Regions from separate parts of the Homo sapiens genome. Here regions 2, 3 and 4 are each linked to region 1. Evidence: chromatin loops called from intact Hi-C (ENCODE). Cell type or tissue: mammary epithelial cell. All regions are shown on one strand.

Evidence for each region. Hi-C counts contacts between places; a loop is a spot of excess contacts. Peaks named below come from ENCODE experiments on the same cell type or tissue, not always from the same donor. Only the 100,000 strongest peaks of a DNase experiment are listed, where the experiment ranks them.
Region 2: it touches region 1 in a loop (3-fold over the local background); 8 of 110 quality-filtered maps call a loop at or near these places.
Region 3: a loop joins it to region 1, with 5 times the contacts of the local background. A loop is called at or near these places in 8 of 110 quality-filtered maps.
Region 4: it touches region 1 in a loop (6-fold over the local background); 8 of 110 quality-filtered maps call a loop at or near these places.

What each region holds. Positions count from the first base shown.
Region 1 is chr3:170,808,699-170,811,198 of GRCh38, forward strand. The region is part of intron 2 of LOC105374211 (a long non-coding RNA gene); the gene reads left to right. Among named protein-coding and RNA genes, the nearest start is that of RPL22L1, 60 kb to the right of the region's middle. In mammary epithelial cell, a CTCF peak has its summit at 992; DNase peaks (open chromatin) are centred at 723 and 1,443; H3K27ac peaks cover 2,304 bases.
Region 2 is chr3:170,750,273-170,752,772 of GRCh38, forward strand. All of the region lies in intron 5 of SLC7A14-AS1 (SLC7A14 antisense RNA 1), which reads left to right. Among named protein-coding and RNA genes, the nearest start is that of RPL22L1, 120 kb to the right of the region's middle. In mammary epithelial cell, no CTCF peak of the experiment used is centred here; a DNase peak (open chromatin) is centred at 1,319; H3K27ac peaks cover 2,073 bases.
Region 3 is chr3:170,740,010-170,742,509 of GRCh38, forward strand. All of the region lies in intron 5 of SLC7A14-AS1 (SLC7A14 antisense RNA 1), which reads left to right. Among named protein-coding and RNA genes, the nearest start is that of RPL22L1, 130 kb to the right of the region's middle. In mammary epithelial cell, no CTCF peak of the experiment used is centred here; DNase peaks (open chromatin) are centred at 1,452 and 1,922; H3K27ac peaks cover 1,754 bases.
Region 4 is chr3:170,613,473-170,615,972 of GRCh38, forward strand. All of the region lies in intron 2 of SLC7A14-AS1 (SLC7A14 antisense RNA 1), which reads left to right. Among named protein-coding and RNA genes, the nearest start is that of SLC7A14, 29 kb to the left of the region's middle. In mammary epithelial cell, no CTCF peak of the experiment used is centred here; a DNase peak (open chromatin) is centred at 1,329; H3K27ac peaks cover 292 bases.

The sequences.
Region 1 (2,500 bases):
TTGGGCAAGTTATTTAACCTCTCTAGGCCTCAATTTCCATCTACAGATAATGTAAAGTACTAGTATTAATCCATAGGCTTATTTTAAGGGTTAAATAGAATAACATATTCAGGACACACATATATGCCTGGCACATAATAAACATTTGTACATATTAGTTATTATTAAGGTGAATTGGGTTTGAGAGATTGGTTTGTTTAAACAAAGATAATTAAAAGCTACTTGAAGGTAGAATAAAAGAGCTGTATGTTTGTGAGGTATTATGGGCTTAACAAAGTGCCTGGCACCACGTAAAAAGAACAAAGATATTATAACTACCAAGACATAGCCAAAAACTCAGTTGGCTGGAAGAGAGTGCTAAAAAGCTCTGTCCCTTATGAGCACAGCTGCGGGACTGCAAGGGCGTACGGTTGAGAGTGCGCGATAGGTGAGCGAATTATGTCAACCATATAAAACCTACCTGCGCTAATGGTAGGACAACAATATTGTTCTAGTTTGCAAAGATCAGCATATTCTCCAGACAGAGAACACTGCTAAAAAGACAGTAGCATAATGCATCTCTCTGGAATACACACATACAACCCTCTCCTCCACGTCCCAACCAAGGTAATCAAGTTCTTTCATTGTAAAGAGTGCAATGAAAATGCCAGAGGCATCATCAAATTGTGAATCATATAATGCCAAAAGGTACCCAGGGATGACCTCACCTAGCCCCATTTGTGGGAGGAGGAAATGGGGGTGGGTGGAGGTTGCTGACAGAACAGTTGTCCCGAGGCCACACAGCCAGTGATCGGCAGAGCTGGACTAAGAAGGCTTACTGATTCTAACTCTTCGCTGTGCTACACTGTCTCCCATTCCCACACCCATCTCCACCCACCTCAAAATCTTAAACCAGATGGCAAATCCAGCTTCTCCTGGACCCCTAGAAGATACTCCTTCTCTGAGCTGTCACATCCTCGGGGCCTTCTAACGCCTTGTTCACTGCTGCCACCTAGGGAATTTCAGTGAGTTTTCCTCCTTAGGCTGTTGCCTTAGGTGCTCAACAATGGCCATGCACCTCCGTCCTATTCAAGGCCTATCTCCTTAATTAATCATCCAAGTCACTTCATGCTCAGCTCACCAATTAGCAGAGCTATTCACAGTGCAGGCATTCAGATGATACACATCTGACCTTGCTGATGAACACATCTTTTTGTTTGTTCTTTGAAATATTGTTAGGGAACTACTCAAATGCTTTGGGTTTAAAAATATTACTCCAATAATACTGAGTAGTTGCTGAGTTCTAGTTTAATATCTGATTCTTTTCAAGGTGCTGGTGAGAAGGAGCTCATCTACTTCATCCCCAGCATTGCAAGCAGGAGAATATCAGACCTATTTACTCAGGTTCAATGTGTCCAGATCTATTAACTGAAGTTCAGTGTTAGTCATACTTCCACTTTCCCCTGACCACTCCCTCTTTCCTCATTTTATAGCCAGATGCTAGCGTTTAGCAATAAAGTAGCCATTCATTCCCTCAACCTTAATTACTTGATAGTATCCATTGAAACAGAAACACACATGAACTAAATCCCTAGTGATGAAGTCCATTGCTTGACCATAAAAATGATAAAACAGACTCCTGACAAACAATAACAGTCCAGGTTGACTTCCTATGCAATTAAAACCAGACTCCTGGAATTTCCAATTCAAGAACAGAATACATGGAAATAATCAGAGTTGATTATTTTTCTAAGCAGGGAAGGTTAGAAAGCTTCCTGTTTTAGAATGTAAGCACTCTTTTCCAGCTTCATCATTATACCATGCCACATAAAGATATGACTATACCCCTTTTCACTATTCTTTCAGTTTTTAAAGGTCTGATTAGTAGTACTATAGCCCTGAGTATTTCTCCATAGATTCAATTATCTCCCTATGCACAGTATAGCATAGTGGTTTAAATACTCGGGCTTAGGGGCAATTAGACCTAGGTTCCAAACCAGGCTCTACTTGGGTGTGTAATCTTGCAAAAATTTCTTAACATTCCTAAGCTTCAGGTGCCTCATCTATGAAATGGCAGTAAAAATACTAACTTCACGGTAAATTTTCTGTGAGAATTGAAGATATAAAAGTTTGGTGTTGAGCACATTGCTTGGCCTATAGTAAGTAATCAGTAAAAGTTAGCTGGTATTGTAATTATCATCGTCATCATTCATATAACCATTGCCAATGTAAGATCCTCAATTACAAGGAGAAGCCAGAGAAAAGGGAAGGAGATTTCAAGTAGTTCTGGTAGACAGTGGCTTTGTAGCTAGGACTAAAAAATACATTCAATTTTAAGTCAGAATGCCTGAATTTAAATCCCAGATCTATATGAAGGTACTTAGCTTCTCTGGTCCTCGGTTTCCTTATCTGTAAAATGGAGGTGGTAATAGCAACTGGCAGATTGTTGTAAAAATTAAATGAGATAATGACACTGAACGTTTCAAGCCCAACACCTGCCCCAATGGCAGGCAAGCTTTCT
Region 2 (2,500 bases), 58 kb before region 1:
CCTCACAGCCTGCAGCCAAGCTCCTTAGGATTTGGTCCAATCTGCTTTCTTGGCTTGTTCTCCTACTTAGCATACTTACCACCAATCAGATTCCTGCCCATATTCTATTTGTATTGTGTGCATTCTGGTCTTTGATCAAGTTGTCACATCTGTCTACAAAGCCTTCCTGCTCCATCTTGGCATGTCCAGATCTTACATCTCCTTCAAATCTCAGCTCAAATGCCTCCTCTTCCATGAGGTTTAAGGGAGGTCTTTTAACCAGAAGCACATATTCCCTTTCTGAACCTCCAGCATTTAATTTTTATCTCCGACCACACCAACCACCCTCCCCTTATGGTAGCTGGCTGGTTACCTATCACTTGTCTTTCCAGGACAGACCTGTGTCATTCTCATCTTTGTGTTCCTTACAAAGCCTTGTAGATTGCTTCCCACAAGGCGGATACTCAGTAACCATTTGCTGCATGATTAGGATATATATTGAGAACATGTGACAGGCAAAACTCAGTAGTAGGCACTATAGAGATATATAAATACAATTCCATTTCTGCTCAAAACATGTACAATCAAGTAAGGCATTTACATATGTACTACACAGTAAACATTAGCATGTTATACATTTCATAAAAAAGCTTTGAAATGCTGTAACTTTAATCCTTTAAACCCATCTTTTTCAACTTACAAAACACACAGAACTTTTAAAAGAAACTATTGCAGCATTCACTTGAGTTATTTTTATCATGCTATTATTCAAATAAGAACAAACATAAAGCTTATGGTTATAGCATGTGATACCTATAAAATCAAGACACACTTATAAATTGTAACCAAGCAAAATTATTCTTTATTGTGTCAACTGTTTCGGGCTACAAGATGCCTTGAACAAGCTAGGAGGAGCTTGATGGAGAGTGATCTGGGGTCAGGGAGACTATTGGTTGGGAGCCCCCATTCCTGGGAAGTAGAGCTTTAGGCTAGGGTATATATCAGAGTCTGCATCTTTGATGTGATGCAATGGGTGAGAAAGAGAAGTGGCAGAGGCAGCCAAGCAGAGGAAATCCTCAAGAAGAGGGATTCTAGCAGCCACAAAGAGGCATAAAGACCAGGATAGACCCCAGGAAGCATAGGAAAAGAGCATCTCAGAAAAATGCTTTTGGGCAACATTTAGTTTGAGCTTGTGCTCTCTCTTAGACTCTCTGCTAAAGACTTCCCATTAATGCCATTATTTAATCCTCACAGTAAACCACAAGAGAGGCACTATCATTAGTCATGGATCAGGAAATGAGCATTAAGGAAATTCCATAATTTCCATCAAGTGCAAAACTGGCAAGTGAGAGAGCCTGAATTTGAATCCAGATTTACCTGACCCTAGAGTCTGAGCCTGTAACCAGTATGCAGGACCACCTCTTGGCTGGCTCCTGGCCTCCTGGCCCCATGTATTTGTTTTCTTTTATTTCTAAATGGCAGCTGGGGAATGTTACCAGGAAAGTAAACTCCCTGAGTCATTCAGGATTGGGCACCAACCCAAGCATGCCTGTACCCTCCAGGGAAATGTGGGGAGGAAGAGGGAGGAAAGCAGAGATGGAACGTGTTTTAGAGGGGGCCTCAGGCAAGTCATGCTCACAGGGACCGAATTTCAGAAGGACCCCCTGAGATTTCTCATAGAACATTTGGTTTCAACTCCAAATATCTTTTAAGTTTGCACTGTGCACCTATCACTGTGTTTAGTGTTTGGTTGATTCAGGATTTTTGAATTACCCCAGAAGTGATTACAGCTCCCACACACATGAGCAGGATATGCTGAGTGTGTGAAAGAGAAGTCTGGGGTTTGACAGGATGGTGTTTATTAGAGCCATTTAGGAAGAAAAGAGAGAGCTCCCTTCTGAGTTGTTGCTGCTGACACCAATCTGTGCATTCACACTGAGGACAAGTTTGATGACAAATCAGTAGCATGCATTCATATGCCTCTCAAGAGCATGTTTATAGAACCTACTGGTGTATAATACAATATGCAGATTCCAAAGAAATAGAAGTCAGAGTCCTTACTCCTCTCTCTAGTTGTTGATGACACAGCTGAGATTTAAGTTTATAGAGCAAAATAAACAACTCAGGCTCAAAATGGCACTAGCCATCCCTAGAAGTTACAGTGCCCACAGATAAGGCCAACTGCAGACTATGTACAGGAAGTACAGAGAAATGTCAGTTTCCACTCCCACCCCTCTTTGGAATCTTTCCCTTGAACCCACAAATCCAAATCGGGGGATAGAAATCTGAGTAAATATGCATTAGCTTCAGATTCTTTAATTCTATGGGACCCAGAATGGGCTTGCTGGGATGTTAGGGGCCTAATGCCCGAGTGTTCTAGGGGCTCCTGGGGATTAAGAGATAATCAGTATTGTCCTTGAGGGTAGGGACAGTATGTTTGGGCCCCCATCACCTAGAGCAGTGTCTGACACATAGCAGTTGTGTAATAAATGTTGGTTAATGAATCAACAAATGGTGTTCC
Region 3 (2,500 bases), 69 kb before region 1:
GGAAAATAAAGGAATTCAGTTGACATGGATTTGGCACTCACCCAGCACTGTATGTGCCATTGCTACTAGAGTGTCTTCCTGGATGTCCCATAGGCACCTGATGATCAATAAGTCCCAAATTGGCTTCAGTCCCCACTTGCTGTGCAGACATGCCCTGCCTGTCCCTGTGCACAGAACAGCCATCTATCCAGGGATGTTCATATATATCATCTCATTCAATCCTCACATCCACCCATAAAATAGAAATTATCACCCCTAGTCAATACATGAAGAAACTGAAGCTCAGAGAGGCTAAGTGCAACAGCTCGGGCTGCCATAATAAAATACCATGGGTGGGGCGATTTAAACAACAGACATTTATTTTCTTACAGTTCTAGAGGCTAGAAGTCCAAGATCAAGGTGTTGGCAGAGCTAGCTCCTCCTGAGGGCTGTGAGAGACTCACTCCTTGGCTTGTTGATGGCTGTCTTTTCCCTGTGTCTCCTTGTATCATCTTTCCTCTGCACGGCTCTGTGTTCACTTTTCTCTTTTTATAAGGACACCAGTCATGTTGGATTACAGCCCACCTTAATGACCTCATTTTAGCTTGACTACCTTTGAAAAGAACCTATCTCTAAATAAAGCCACATTCTGAAAACTGGGGTTTAGGATTTCAATATATGGATTTGGGAGCAGAGGAAACATTTCAGTCCATAACACTACCTAACCCCCAAAGACTTCTATAGGAGGAAACATTTGAAGAAAGGAGTTGGCTAGGTGAAAATAGAGGCAGTAGGCAGGAATGAGAGAAGAGTTCCAGGGACAGGGATCACTATATACAAAGGAAAGAAGGGGAAGGAGCAGGACACAGCCTGATGCCGCTCATGGTAGGAGCGTTCACATTCACATGCCACTCACAGCCCAGCCCAGCAGGGTCTGATTGCCAGGCCATACCCCAGTGTCCTGGGACTTGCCAAACAAACCCACTGTTTCTTGTGGACCGAAAGTTGTTTCTGGTACATCAAAATGGAGGGGAGAGCTGAGTTTGGCTGGGGCAGAAGAAGTGATCCTAGGGGCCTTTGAGCTCTAAGAATAAGCAGAGCCAGGAAAGTGGGGAGACTCAGTTATGAGCAGACACAGTGAAGAGCAGTACTTAGAGGAAAACCTGAACAGAATTTAAAACTAAAGCCTCAAACGCTGCGAGCTCCCCCGCCCACAACAGCCCTTGTCAGAGAGCCCAGAAGGGCATGAAAGGAGGAGGAGAGAGAGGGAGGAGGGAAGAAACTGTATTTCCCTTACCTCACAGTCTTCCCTTCTCTGGGGACCCACAGAAAGATGCACTGACTATAAAATAGGGGCTTTTAAAACTATTAGGCAACATGGAATAAAGTGTCAGAGGCAGCCAAACCAAAACCACTTGAATAAGAGCATCACTAACTGCGAGGCTGGGGCGTGGCTTCATTTTATTCCAAGCCTTTGGCACACAACACAGAATCTGGCACGTGGTAGGAATCTGACAAATACTTGGATGTTTGTTTGTTTTCTTACCTAAGAGGACATCCCAAGGATACCAAGCGTTTCTAGGTGAATCCTGTGACTCCATCCCTAGCCTGAGAGACCTGCCTCCAGGAAGGAAGAGATTATTGCAGTTCCCTCTATTTTAAAATCTTTTCAATGCCGATTTTGTTTTTGATATATTATTATTGCCTGAGGCTTTAGTCAGGAGACTGAGATCACACAAAGCACAGATCTTAGAATTTAATAGCTTTTCTCAAGAATGAAATCAGATTCTTTCTGAAAAATATCTAAAAGACATGCCTTATTACATAAGGAGAGCATGCTTCATGTGAAGATGTGGATATTTTTAGAGCATGTGTTTTGAATTTTATATTTGTGGTCCTATTTACCTGGATGAGTCACATTTAAAACGTTCCCAAATTTCTTGCCTTTAAACCCTAAGCTTCTTGTGGCTTTGAGGAACATTTGCTCAGATTACTCACAACACAAATCTTCCTGTCATTAAACTACTACACTTTGTACTGAGTGGCATATAATACATAGAAATTGTCAGACAAGCTGGATTATTCGTCCCCAAAGGAGCAGTTCTTAGTAAATGAATTACACCAAGAAATTGCTGGGGCCTACAACATTCCTTTTTTGGTTTGTTTTTGGGTTTTTGTTTTTGTTTGTATCCTCTCTAAAAGGTGGCTTCAGGCTATGTTAGCAGGAGAGTGGAGAGAAACCAAGTGAGGCCTAGAGGTCTTTGGGTACAGGAATGCAGTTTCAAAATCCTAGTGAAAGCTGCTAAGAATTCAGAGAAAGTGGCAGAGAGGAAAGACACATTTAACATTTGCTACCTAAGGTACAGCTGGAAATAATATGGAACAGATGGATCAGAACTGAAAACATGGATTGAGGAAGAGGCATGCTGGATAATTTTTGAATGGATGCTAGACATTGGCAGCTTTACTTTGTTGAGTGCTGAATATTTGTATATTCCTATAAACATGCATGAGATTTGTC
Region 4 (2,500 bases), 200 kb before region 1:
GCCTACAATTCCCAGCCCCTTTGCCTCCAGGTGTGCCCACATGACTGGTTCTCACCAATGGGTTGTGAGCAGAAGTGATGTGGTGCATATCCAGGTCAAAGCATTTAGGAGGCAGATGTGCTCACTTCAGGCGCTCTTGCCACTTCCAACGGCTGGTTGCAGATCATGAGGACCCAGGAAATGATGGCAAAACAATATGATGGAAAAACTCAGAATCCCTGAATCACGTACAGAGGAAAGCCCTTGGTGGAACTACAACACCTGCTTTGAACTGTTATGTGAGAAAGAAACTATTGTGTTTGAGCCATAATGGAATTTTGGATTCACCGATTACAGCAGCTAATGTTACACCAAATATTACATGTGAGAAGAAAGTGCCTGTCCTCCCTGCTGGTAAACAGAGGAAAAGCCTCTCACCATGAACACAGAACTCCCTGCAATGGGACACATCACATGTGCTTTCCCAACTTCCAGCCTTCTTGTGTAAACTGGGCTGGTGTGATGCTTGGGAGTAGTAGGGATGTTTTGTTAGCTCTTAGTATGTTCTTGGGCAGTGCATGGTGCAACCATAGATGGCACTGTTAGAAAGTAAAGATAACTGGCCACCAATTCTAGGACAATAGAAAGCATTTCAGGAATTTTTGAAAACACGAAAACATGTTTAGAGATCCTTAGTATCATCACCACAAAGCCTTGAGGGAGTCAGAACCCCACAGATATGGACCCCTGCTTCTGTTGTTTAGAGTTGCCTCTGTTCCCTGCCACTGGCATGATAGTGTTGACACTTTATGAGGGGCAGCTGTGATGACTCCAGTGACTGAAGAAATGTCTTATGCTTTGATGCCTGGAGGAACTATTTATGGGATATCATCCAGGCCTGGCTTTGGTACCAGTGATTTAACAACTCTACAAAATGCCTCTCTCCTTTCTGCTACTGAACTAGAGTGTGGTTGGTGCCAGGACCAACAGAATGTGATTCACTGAGCCCAAGACATCAGTAGGGACATAGGAGGTACCGTCAGTTGTCAACAGGTGGTGGTCCAGATGGGTGGACCGTGGGTATCAGGGAGGTTCTGTGGGAGGCAAAGGGTGAGTGTTCCAGCAGGTGGGAGGACTGTGACATTGTTTAATTTATATAAGAAGCTTGTAAAATAAGAAATTGCAGGCTGAGGGTCAGCAGGACGTCTCTGAACTCTAGGAGGTGGGGATAAGTGGGAAAGCAAGGCAGGCTTTAGAAGAAACTGGCACAGGTTCAGGAACAAAGATGAGGACTCAGCCATTGGAACCTATAAGAAGCACAGGAAAAGACTGCATGAAACTATTTTTGAAGTTGTGTTGGGACTGAGTCACCAAGTGACTGTGCTGGGGTTACGTAATCCTTTCTAGTGTGAGAGAGAAATAGTGCCAGGCCCTGTCCCAGGGCTGAATCCACGCATCAAGGTTAAATGGTCCAAATTGAAAAGCTTAGAGGGCCACAGGTGCAGGGAGGCAAGCAGTCAAGTAGATTAACCCCTTACCGTGTCTGACATTCCCACTATCAGAGTTAAGCATTTAGGTTAAAACAGCATGCAAGGCCATTATTAAAATGCAAGTATTTCCCAAGAGAAGTAATTAACCTTGCCACATCTGCATATTATTAGAGTATCATTATAGCTAGTTCTGAAGGATTGAGAATTTCTTTGACCGATAAGTCCAGTATATAATGTGTCGGTGAGAATTAACTTATTTAGCTCTTACTATGTAATACTCTATTTTTTTATTTTTTATTTTAATAAAAAAGACATGTTTATTATCAGAATGTAGTTACTGTCATGCCTCCCTAACCTTACTTTTTTTTGTTTGATTTTGTTTTTGTTATACTTTAAGTTCTGGGATGTATGTGCAAAACGTGCAGGTTTGTTACATAGCTATACATGTGCCATGGTGGTTTGCTGCACCCATCAATCCGTCTTCTACGTTAGGTACTTCTCCTAATGCTATCCCTCCCCTTGCCCCCAACCCCCTGACAGACCCTGGTGTGTGATGTTCCCCTCCCTGTGTCCATGTGTTCTCATTATTCAATTCCCACTTACGAGTGAGAACATGCGGTGTTTGATTTTCTGTTCCTATGTTAGTTTGCTGACAATAATGGTTTCCAGCTTCATCCATGTTCCTGCAAAGGACATGAACTCATTTTTTATGGCTGCATAGTATTCCATGGTGAATATGTGCCACATTTTCTTTATCCAGTCTATCATTGATGGGCATTTGGGTTGGTTCCAAGTCTTTGCTATTGTGAATAGTGCTGCAATAAACATATGTGTGCATGTGTCTTTATACTACAGTTATTTATAATCCTTTGGTTATATACCCAGTAATGGGATTGCTGGGTCGAATGGCATTTCTGGTTCTAGATCCTTGAGGAATTGTCACACTGTCTTCCACAATGGGTGAACGAATTTACACTCCCACCAACAGTGTAAAAGCGTTCCTATTTCTTCACTTCCTCTCCAGCATCTAT